2 separate regions of the Homo sapiens genome follow, and region 1 is linked to region 2. The links are chromatin contacts, found by POLR2A ChIA-PET in ENCODE. All regions are on one chromosome and are shown on one strand. The core of a region is the stretch at or near the end of the contact, and the rest is flanking DNA. Distances in the headings are between cores, read along the strand shown.

What was found. ChIA-PET counts read pairs that join two places held with the same protein, here RNA polymerase II (POLR2A).
Region 1: POLR2A ChIA-PET joins it to region 2 with 43 read pairs in HCT116. The contact joins two enhancer-like sites. POLR2A ChIA-PET finds 5 or more read pairs at or near these places in 2 of 52 experiments (HCT116 and WTC11).

What each region holds. Positions count from the first base shown.
Region 1 is chr13:44,814,688-44,820,184 of GRCh38, forward strand. No RefSeq gene overlaps it. Among named protein-coding and RNA genes, the nearest start is that of LINC00330, 7.8 kb to the left of the region's middle. Within about 2 kb of position 2,669, at least 3 of the 41 ENCODE cell types and tissues checked have a DNase peak (open chromatin) inside an H3K27ac peak, as active enhancers do.
Region 2 is chr13:44,690,998-44,696,446 of GRCh38, forward strand. The region is part of intron 3 of LINC00407 (long intergenic non-protein coding RNA 407); the gene reads left to right. All of the region lies in intron 2 of LOC105370185 (a long non-coding RNA gene), which reads right to left. Among named protein-coding and RNA genes, the nearest start is that of LINC00407, 53 kb to the left of the region's middle. Within about 2 kb of position 2,362, at least 3 of the 41 ENCODE cell types and tissues checked have a DNase peak (open chromatin) inside an H3K27ac peak, as active enhancers do.

The DNA of each region.
Region 1 (5,497 bases), core at 1,419-3,918, 120 kb after region 2:
ATCCATGATTACAGCGATCATCAGTGACAGGGTCAAGATGTAAACTCTTGTCTTTCTGATACTAAACTTATGTCCCTTGGCCATATTGATCATGTGGCACTCACAGGCCATATTGCTAATATTGCACTTGAGAGTGACCAGCCATCTATCCGTACTGTCCCCACATTCTCCCCTGCCTCATTCACACTAACACTTGGAGCCGTGTGCTCCATGGTTCTTCTTGCAGCAAAGTTTTCCTTCTCTCCTCTGTTGGTATGCTCATTTGTTTCCTTTAACTTCTTAGTTTCCAATTAGTCAAGATCCATATTGCTGACAGATGATCAGGGTGTGGTTCTTAGTAATGTTTATGGATAATGTAACTTCATCCAAATAATGTCTTGGGGGTTACTCAGAGAAATTTAGCAGATTAGCTAAGGGAAAGAAATAAGCTTGATGTTATCTTTGCCAAATATAATGGATTAATAGCTAAGGACAAGTGATGATTTCTTTTGTGTATTACTTATAACATAGAAAATGAGTTTTTGTTTCTGAGGAATTAGTTTCTGGTCCATGCTTGGATGAGCCAGAAGTTTAGCTTTGTTGGCACTCTGGTTTTATCCATTTTTCTTCAATTCTTCCTTGAGGTTTTGTATGTTGCTACTCCTTCTCCTTTCTGTGCTAACAATTCTTTCCAGAATTAACACTTTCGGATATGAGTATTGTGGAGGATGTGGAAAGCGTGGTCTGGTATAAGATCGCTGAACCAATGTTGAGTGTCACCGATGAATCTTCGCACCGTCCCTAGGTACCACTGGGCACCACACCAGGCCTAGGGTGACAAAAAAGGAGAAGATATATGTGGGGGAAAAGATAAAGAGACATGAAAGAAGAGAGGGCAAGAAAAAAGGGAGGGAGGAAGGGGAAATAGAAGAAGGGGTGCTCCTGGGTAGGGCAGCTAATCTGGCAATAAGATCCCCAGTCTCTGGCTCCCCACCTGTGTCCCCCCTGGGGCCTGGGTATTGCACCACAGGTCCAAAGGGTAAGAGTTCTTCACCTTTCATTTTGGCCATAGTCTGGCTTGCTCAGTTATTGTCTCATTTTTTTTACCCATCCTATTTGCCTTTTCACTTCAAATCTCAGTAATTGCAGCAGCTTCTGAGCATGACTCAGCCCTCAGATGTGATCGGTACAGCCCACAGAAAGTTTCACAATGCATTGGAATGCCTGCAGACAGACCTGCACGTCTCGAGGCATTGGAATGCCTGTAGACAGACCCACATGTCTCGAGGCCTCAGAATCCCCACTTCTTGTTACATCCTCCACTTCCCGGCTTGAGCTGCCTACTTGGCCTTTTAACGCATTTGCGTAGGTGACACCTGGCTTCCACTCTGTGAGCCCTAATCCGCATGTGCCCTCCTAAGTATTATTTTATGCGTCTGTGTTCTTCATCCACCACCACATCTTGAAGTTACTGAAGGTAGGCACTGTCAGTAAAGGCATCCCACTGCCACTCCGCTTCACCACGGCCGTAACAGGAACCACAGGTATCACTATATCTGCCATTTACTGAGCTCCTCACATGTGGCAAGGCCTGTTCCAAACACTTTACGTGTGATAATTCATTCGATCCTAAAATACAAAGAGGTTTAGATGAGGAAACTGAGGCACAGAGTAGTTAGCTTGGCCAAATTTAACACAGGGAAAGCCCAGGACTCCAAACCCTTTCAACTTTACAGGCTGCATGCTCAATCACCACACCCAAAGCCAAATTCACCATTGACAGTGGACAGCCACTGAGTTAATTACGTTGGAGAAGTCATGGGGAAGTCTGGGAGTTGAGGCATCTGGATTCCAATTCCTACTCTCTCGTTTCCTTAATTTCTTTCCTCTCTATGTGAGGGGGCATATTAAGCAAACAAATTATGATGTGTCCCAGCTTTTCTGTCTTCAAAATGGGAAGAACAGACCACCTGTATCCATCTACTGCCCAGAGAAGCCTCGTCTGTTGATGATGCATCTCTTCACCAAGAGCCCGTCAGGGCTGCAACTCTTCTGAAGGAAGGTTGGGGGAAACCATGAACAAAATAAAGAACAGCTTTCAGAGCAGAGCAATAGCTTACTTTGTGAAAGCTTGGGACACAAGTGGTTTTTTTTTTTCTATAATGTCTTTGAGCATTGCAGGAATGCAACACACCAGGTGTTAGCTATTTTCTTAGAGTCCAGAAGTTTGCAATACAAAAGCATTTGGAATTGCTTTTGAATGCCAGGTATTTAAAGTTGCCAACCTAATGACTTATTAATAAAGCTCTCCACCACTTGTAAGCGAATGTTATTAACAAATCCTACTTCATCAGTTCATATAATCTGATTAACTGGAATAAAACAGGCATCTAGCTCCCCAGTAATTTGCTGAACTTGCACTACACTAAGGGATGTCTATGCTGCAAACCAACTTTTTAAATTTGTGTGTGAGAGGTACAAGCCATGCCCAACACCTTCCCAGGGTGCCATTGGCTTTTTGACTCATCCATACTCATCAGCAACCTCTCCAGGGGCCCTGTCTGATCTATCCAACTCCTGCTGGCAGGAAAGCTCCAGTTCCTCTGCCTGCCACGTTCTGAAGTCACAAAACTGTGCAGCCTCCTCTGGGCACCCTGAGATCATGAAGTGGGGAGGGGGTAGTGGAGCTGAAAATAGCCTCTGTTTGAGTCACAGGGACAGGGAAGCAGGGCCAGCCACCCAGGGTCACCATCCGGTGCCACACCCTGAGGGTCACTATCTGGGATCTATCACTTGAGGCCACCACCCGTAGCCACCATCCAATGCCACCTCCTGGGGCCACTACCCAGGACTCTCCCCTGGGGCCATTGCCTGGAGCCTTGTGAGTCAGAGCAGGTCAGGGTGCCTATTCCTGCCTCTCCGGAGCTTGAGGTCTGTGGATCACCGTTTCCCATTCCTTTCTAGCAGTTTCCTGGGTTATTTAAGCAAACAGCTGCTTCCTCATTGTGTCAATCGCAAATCTGGGCAATCACTGGAAGGAAAAATGGAAAGAATCAAGCAAAAAGGCCTCATTAACATCATTTAAAACTCCTCAAATTAAATGCCTGGATCTGCTCTCCCAGTTATATTTACCATAATCCCATGTTTTTTCCTCCATGTCACAAGCAGCCCTGAACACGGCTTTCCGATTTCCGCACCGCTTTGCCTCCGCTCCTCCAAACTCAGAATGTCTTCTTCCCCATGCTCAGGGCTGAGTGAAGTGAGTGGAGAGGGGGCTATCTGCGCCACTCCTTCCCAGCCCCCTCTCCTTTGCATCCTCTTCAAAATTCAGGCCAAATGTTACCTTTAGGGCTCATTCTTTGACAAATTAGTCTATAGGAATTTTTGTCCCTAAACTCTGATACTATTTCAGCCCATGAGTTACTTATTTAACATGCAGTGAGCCCAGGTTGTTTATAATCCATCTTCAGGATTGAGGAAACAGATAAAGAAAGCATGGGTCCTGTCCCAGGGAACTTCCAACCTAGGGAAACCTACTGATTCAGATCGAGGTATTACAGCATGGTAGGTGCTCAGCTAATTATGTGACAAAATTGTGGAAGTGCTTCCCAGCAGGGGGAGAAAAATCACTTGTAATGGTCAGAATTCAGCATGAGATGCATCAGGAGGGACAGTAGGTACCCCCGGCAGTGTGGCTTCACGCAGGATTCAGCCTTAAGTAAACGCAGCGTTTACTTAAGTACCCTTCAGCGTACGCTTTGCGATATTTTTATTTGGATTTCTAAAAATCTCATAATAAATGACCCTTCCTTTCCTCCTCTTCCTCCTGATTTAAAAGCTCTTGGTCCTACACAAATCTCCAGTTGCTCGTGTGCGTTGCTGAGCTCTAATCTGTGCGTTGCTGAGCTCTAATCTAGGATCTAAACAGCCCCTGGGAGGTAACAGTAACGTTCCTAAACATTGCCATCCTGTGGCCACATGAAGAGAGAACAGGAAATGGTCATGGATGCTGCCATTTAAAGAGGGAAGTCAAGCGCAAGCTGCAGTCCCCAGACCCTCCTTCTCACTCCATATCCTGTCCCCAAACAATTGCTAGCAACCATAAAGATGAATTCCTGACCTGGAGAGGCTGCTACTCAAAAACAGACCCACAAGCAAAAGCATTAATGAATGCAGGCCCACCTATCAATTCAAATGCTCTGCATCTTGGGAAGTCATATTTCTCAGGAGGGTAGGTTTGGGTAGGCTAGCAAACAGCCACCTCCTCCGAAAGTGCTGGTCTTCAGGAAGGTTGTAGACAGCCTGTTCTTAGAGGTTGCACCTCTTTTCCAGGTCAGAGTTGCTGCCTTCTGTTTGAATAAGGCTGTTGGGAACGGCACCACAGATTTTCAAATGTCTCCAGGAAGCTCCTCGCAGCTCGTAGCCCTGCTGTTAGGCCATGTTGACAGCATGGGCCAGGCCTTTGGGATTCTGGCCAGTGATGCTGGCTAGGGAGGAAGGGGGATAGGCCTGAGTCTGTTTGCCTCTTGATCCGTGTGGGTCATTGTCACTAAGGGATACCTAAAATTGAGCCTGAGCAGCCAAGCATGAAGAGAAGAATGGACCCCATGTTTGACCTGCTCTTGGACGCTTGATAGGTAAGATACTCACCTGGATCATTATGCTCCCTGTCTGCACTATCCTGGGCTGGCTTAGGTAGCCTAGTCAATCTAGACAGTCTTACGTCTGTGATGAGGTCAGGTTTCTTTGCTATGAGTCATTTCCCCCATTCACATAAATGGAAAAAATTCATCAAACACATGCTTACTTGGTCAACTCTGCAGCTTATCACACAAGGTGAAGAGCACATGACTTTGTCAGCCTGCAAATTTACTGGAGTAACTGCTGATGAACAAAGAAAATAGTTGATGCCAACCCCTCTACTAGTGACAATAATGACAGAGATACCTTACATTTGATTGCGCTTTTAAGCTATGTATGTACTGTGAAACACAGATATGAATTTTTAGGTTGGGAAATTGATACTCAATTTCAATTAACTAGAATGGAAAGACTGGAGAGTGATTTTGTAATTTTAAAACATTAGATTTGTTTTTCTAGCCTCTAGTAAACATAATTCGTAAGGATAAAATGAAAACTGATTACCTTCTTTTATCTAACAGAGAATGATAGTTAAGAGTCATGCTCATGATTGGAATTCCAACATTTATTTGATTAAATGGTCTATGTATTGAGCACGCATAGAGTATACTGCACAGACTCAAACTGTGGGAACTTACGACCTAAACAAATCTCTCCAATGCAAGGCAGTTGTGTGATGAGGCTTTGTATACATTCCAACAGCTCATTACTATAAAGCACTGCGTCTGCAAAAGAAAATAATTCCAGACATGGTAATCAAGAGGGCATTGTAGGAAGAGGATGATTTTGAAGTGATCCTCCAAAAACCCGAAGTATTTTGACAAGCAAAGCCAAGAATGGAGGAGGGGCATTTCACGTGGATGGAGTGGCTTGAGCA
Region 2 (5,449 bases), core at 1,112-3,611:
CATTTAGGAAGATGTGCCTGGCAGTTTAGCAATAAAAATTATGACAATAGCTGGGCATGGTGGCTCATGCCTGTAATCTCAGCACTTTGGGAGGTTGAGACAGGCGGATCACCTGAGGTTAGGACTTCGAGACCAGCCTGACCAACATGGTGAAACCCCGTTTCTACTAAAAATACAAAAATTAGCTGGGCATGGTGGCGCATGCCTGTAATCCCAGCTACTCAGGAGGCTGAGGCAGGAGAATTGCTTGAACTCAGGAGTCGGAGGTTGCAGTGAACCGAGATTGCACCACTGCACTCCAGCCTGGGCAACAGGGCAAGACTCTGTCTCAAAAAAAAAAAAAAAAAAAAAATTATGATAATATTTTTCTAGGTTTTGTAGTGTTTCTGTTATTGATCAGCTTTTTATATTTTTAAATCTGTTGTGATTTCTTTTCTAATTCTAAAGAAATCACTTTTGTACCTGACTTTGTATTAGGCATTTTGTACTCTTTTTTTTTCTTCTTCGTGTAGTCTTTTTTATTTAAGATGGTGCCAAAAGCCAGGTACAGTGGCTCATGCCTGTAATCCCAGCACTTTGGGAGGCCAAGGCAGGCAGATCACTTGAGGTCAGGAGTTCGAGACCTCCTGGCCAACATGGTAAAACCCTGTCTCTGCTAAATATACAAACATTAGCCGAGTGTGGTGACGGGCACCTGCAGTCCCAGCTACTTGGGAGGCTGAGGCAGGAGAATTGCTCAAACCCAGGAGGTGAAGTTTGCAGTGAGCCAAGATCATGTCACTGCACTCCAGCCTGGGCAATAGGGATAGACTGCATCTCAAAATAAACAAACAAACAAACAAAGATGGTGCCAAAAATTATACAAGCCTCAGGCCTTGCAAAGCCTGGATCTGCATCTGTTTACCTTGGAGGTGCAGTGGGCAGACGACAATTGCTTCTTGGGCACTGTCCTATTCTGCTAGAGTTTGCAGTAATTGAATGTGCAGACTGATGGGGATGGAATGGGGGCTTTCATAGATGAAAAAATCGAGAGACACAAAGTCAGTCTTATTTTAGACCACATTCATAACAAACGTCAAATCGCACCTCCTCCCCTCAAGCCAACTAGATCCTTCAATATCCAATTATCATCATGGACATAAAAGAAGGAAATGTTGAGTATAAAGGGAACCCCACCTTGCATCTAAGCTGGGATTCCACTCTGGACATAAATCATAAACTGCTGGGGTTGGCCTATAAGACATTATTTGCATGAAGAACAGAGAAGCCTTCTGGGAAAGAACTCACCCTAAGGGAAGCAGGAGCTTCACATGAACAGCTTGCCCCTGTCATCTTTGCAAGTTCTACAAAGAGAACATCAGAGCTTGCAAAAATATAGCTTAACTTAGGGTTTATACACTAAAACAAAGAGAGGGGGGAGACAGGGTAACTTTAGTATCCTGAGGGCCCTGCTGCTTTCCACTGCTGTGGTATGAGACAGCAGCACCAGAAGGTATCTGGGGGGAAAAAGAGGCCTAGTGAGCACAGTGATCCCTGTTGGTGATCAGTGGAATGATGAGTGCGTAGCAGGAGTTAATTTGTCCATGAGTATACAGAGACTTGTAGAAATAACACGGGAAGACATATTGCAGAGGACTGAAGAGGTCCTGGCTGAGCTGGTGTGGGCACAAACTAGTGAAATTTGGTTTATTGCTCTAGTAATGACAGGGCAGGGAGTGGGGATGCTCAGGGATAACATAATCAAGAGGACCTGGGTGTTATCTGCCACAAGCTTACTGTGTGACTTTATACCTCTGCTTTCCTCATGTGGAGAAATTTGGTGCAGGTGTCAGACAAATGATCTCTAAGATATCTGCTAGCAGATTCAAATTAATGTTCTCTCTATTTTATCAGAGATTAGATGCAAATGGTTTCAGTCATGCCAACAGCTGGGCTCCCGCAGGCCTGCAGTAAGTGACTTTTAGAAATTATGCACCTACTAATTTCTAGATGAACAAAGTGAATCTCAGAGCAAACAAGCGACTTCTCTGGTGCTACTATTCTCAGAAGCACAATGTAACCAGAATCTGAGGCCGCTGAAGAGCTGGAATTCAAAAAAACAGTGCTTCTGCCAGGACTGCGGGATATGGCAGTGGGGGCAGTGGCTGTAGGGCTCTGTGACCATAGAATGCTGTCAATGATGTCCCTAGAACTGTGCTGTGTGTCACCTGCCCAACCGTATATGGTGGCCCTCCTCTGTCCCCCTTGTCCCTACTCTCAAAATTTAGTTCCAAGTCCCATGACTGGAAGTCCCAGGAAAAGGAAGGGTGGAGGTGCTGGAGCAGTCCTCTGCCCTGCCCACTGCCTTTTCCTCTCCTAGGAATGCATTTTATTTTAAAAAGTTACTTACAGAGCAGAGCTGATGGCTTTCCCAGATGCCCTGCCACCAGACAAGACTGCGCACACTGGGAAAACACAAATGAATTCTCATGCACGCTGGAAAGGTTCAAAATGACAACAGGAAGTTAGAGAATTGTGAGGAAAATGGAAAATCCTTAGGCAATTTATGAAGATGACAGATTGGAATTCTCCAGTCTCTTGCTTCTCTGCCAAGCATAGCTACTGCTAAAGAGAGTAGCACAAAAATGCAGGATGGCCTCTTTCAAGATGGCGGCCTCCAGAAAGCCAGAGTCGCTGCTGGAGAGGCAAGGGAGCAGCCAAAGAGCACCCACAGAAGACAAGGAAGTCAGAGTCCTCGTGGAAAAGCATGCAGCAGAGCACACTTTCTCAAGCACACCCAGACTCATCGACTTCTATTAAAGTTGCCCAAAGCTGTGCGGTGGCTTATGCCTGTAATCTCAGCACTTTGGGAGGCTGAGGTGGGTGGATCACCTTAGGTTAGGAGTTCGAGACTAGCCTGGCCAACATGGTGAAACCCTGTCTCTACTAAAATACAAAAATTAGCCGGACATGATGGCAAGTGCCTGTAATCCCAGCTACTCAGGAGGCTGAGGCAGGAGAATCGCTTGAACTCGGGAGGTGGAGGTTGCAGTGAGCCAAGATGGTGCCACTGTGCTCCAGCCTGGGCGATAGAGCAAGACTCAGTCTCAAAAAAAAAAAAAAAAAAAAAAAAAAAAAAGTTGCCCAAAGCTATGGTAGAAAATGGCCCCAGGATTCTATGGCCCAGCCCATGTCCATGCCAGGGAAATATCATAAATTTGGTATGGAAGCAGAGAATCAAACATGCTTTGAGCTCATCTGCCACATTGTGCCCACATGCTCTTCCTGTGTTTGCCATGGGGTCACACACACAGGCCCCTGCTGCTCACCTTTACAGACCTTTCTCCAGGTGGCTCTTCTGTGTTCTGCTCTGTGCAATGCATGTCCAAGAAGGAACTGACACAGAACAGTCAGATAAACTGATATTTAGACCAGTGCACTTCAGCCTTGGCTACACATTGAACTCATCTGGGGAGCTCTGCAAAAATGCCTAATGCCTGGCTCCTACCCCAGACCAAATAATTCAGCATGTCAGGCTGGAATACTGGCATTTGCTAAGAGCTGGTGCAGGTGGAAGCATCTGCCAACTCTGAGAGCTAAATCAGTGATTCTTAAACTTTGCTCAAATATAAAAAACTCTTTCCTTTGAATTTTAACTCTTTAGGACCCCAACATTCTGGTCACATATTTTGGGGGAGCTTTAAAAAAGCCCAGTGTTCAGATTGTACCCCATATCGATTAAATCAGAATTTCTGGAGATGGGAACCAGGCATCAGTATTTTAAAAAATTTCTCAGATACTTCAAAAGTTCAGCCAAATTGGGAACCAATGAGTTAAATGATAACAGTCTAGTTCAAACAGTAGGATCTCGGTGTGTGGCGGTTGAGGAGGTTGGGAAAGGGGACCTACCTTCCAAGCTAGGAATAAGAAATCAACAGAGTTTGGCAGGAGGCTGGTTGGTTGTATTAGCAAATCTAAAGATAGAACATGTCAACCAAAGCGGGATGTCTGCATGGAACAGGGAAAGTGGGAGTCAGAGAGGAAGGTCTAGCCAAGGGGGCAGTGCATGGGTGACCTCATGGGAACATCCAGTCCTATCTGTTTGGCAGGTCTGTCCCCAAAGAAGAGATGAAGGGACAAGCTTAAGAAAATTTGGCACCTGGCTGGGTACGGTGGCTCACGCCTGTAATCCCAGCACTTAGGGAGGCTGAGGCGGGTGGATCATTTTTGAGGTCAGGAGTTCAAGACCAGCCTGGCCAACATGATGAAACCCTATTAGTACTAAAGATACAAAAAATAAGCCAGGTGTGGCTACAGGCACCTGTAATCCCAGCTACTCAGGAGACTGAGGCAGAAGAATTGCATGAACCCAAGAGGTGGAGGTTGCAGTAAGCCAAGACCGTGCCATTGCACTCCAGATCCAGCCTGAGTGCCAGAGTGAGACTCTGTCTAAAAAGAAAAAGAAAAAAAAGACACCCTTTGACATTAAACCTTCCTTCTAATATCCCCTGCTCAGCCTGTGCTCAAGCGGCATTCTCATTACCATTTGTCTTCCTTTTAGTTTTCTACTGGGAAAGAACATGTTAGTCAAGGTGACACAAATGTCCACTCAGCTTAGAAGTTCTTATTTCTTGTTGCAAATTAATAAATTGTCATTTTGGTTTAGATAGCCGCTTCCTGAGAGCTTGAGTGATGTGGATCTGTCCCTGAGAACCTGACTCACTCTAGCAGGTTGAAACAGTCTAGTTTCCAAACCTGCAGATTAGTTTCACCAAAGTGGCACCATTTCAAAATTCCTGGGGCTTAGCACAGAGTGTTTTTCATGATCCACCAAATTGGGAGCTCCTGGAAGACGCTGGTCAGTGTTTGATTCTTCTGTGTATCACCAATACCACCTTAATTCCAAGACACCATAGGCAAGGATGATAGTCTGAATATATACATCCATGTCAGCAGCACGGCTGTTTCTGTACAATGCCAGCCCCAGTGCTGGAGCAGAGTCCTGGAGGCCACCATAGAGCCAGGTGCTAATGCTGGTCTTACGGAATTCAGGGGGTCCTGGGGAAGAGATTGCTATGTCTGCAGCAGAGGAAGGCACTGGCGAGGTTCAAGGTAGAGACGTTTTGCCAATCAGCACAGAAGTATTTTGATATTTTAGAAATTAGTAGATACAGCCATACTGGTGCATGACAGCTGAATATCAGCTGTTTGTAGGTAACACGTATTTGTTGATTCGATGAGTACCCCCCACTAAAGCATCCTTCTTATGGCTGGTGGCACTCCTCCATCTGCCTTCCCACAAAATGCCAAAGACTTTCCTGCCCAGGGCTCCTTGACCCATGAGAGAATGTGACTAAGTATGGTCTTAGCTTCACATCACATATCCTGGGGAGCTGGTGGTTCTGGTGGCTGGGACCTGAGGAGCGAGAAGAAAAGGAGTGTGGGCTGGGCCGGGGGCGGTGGCTCACAC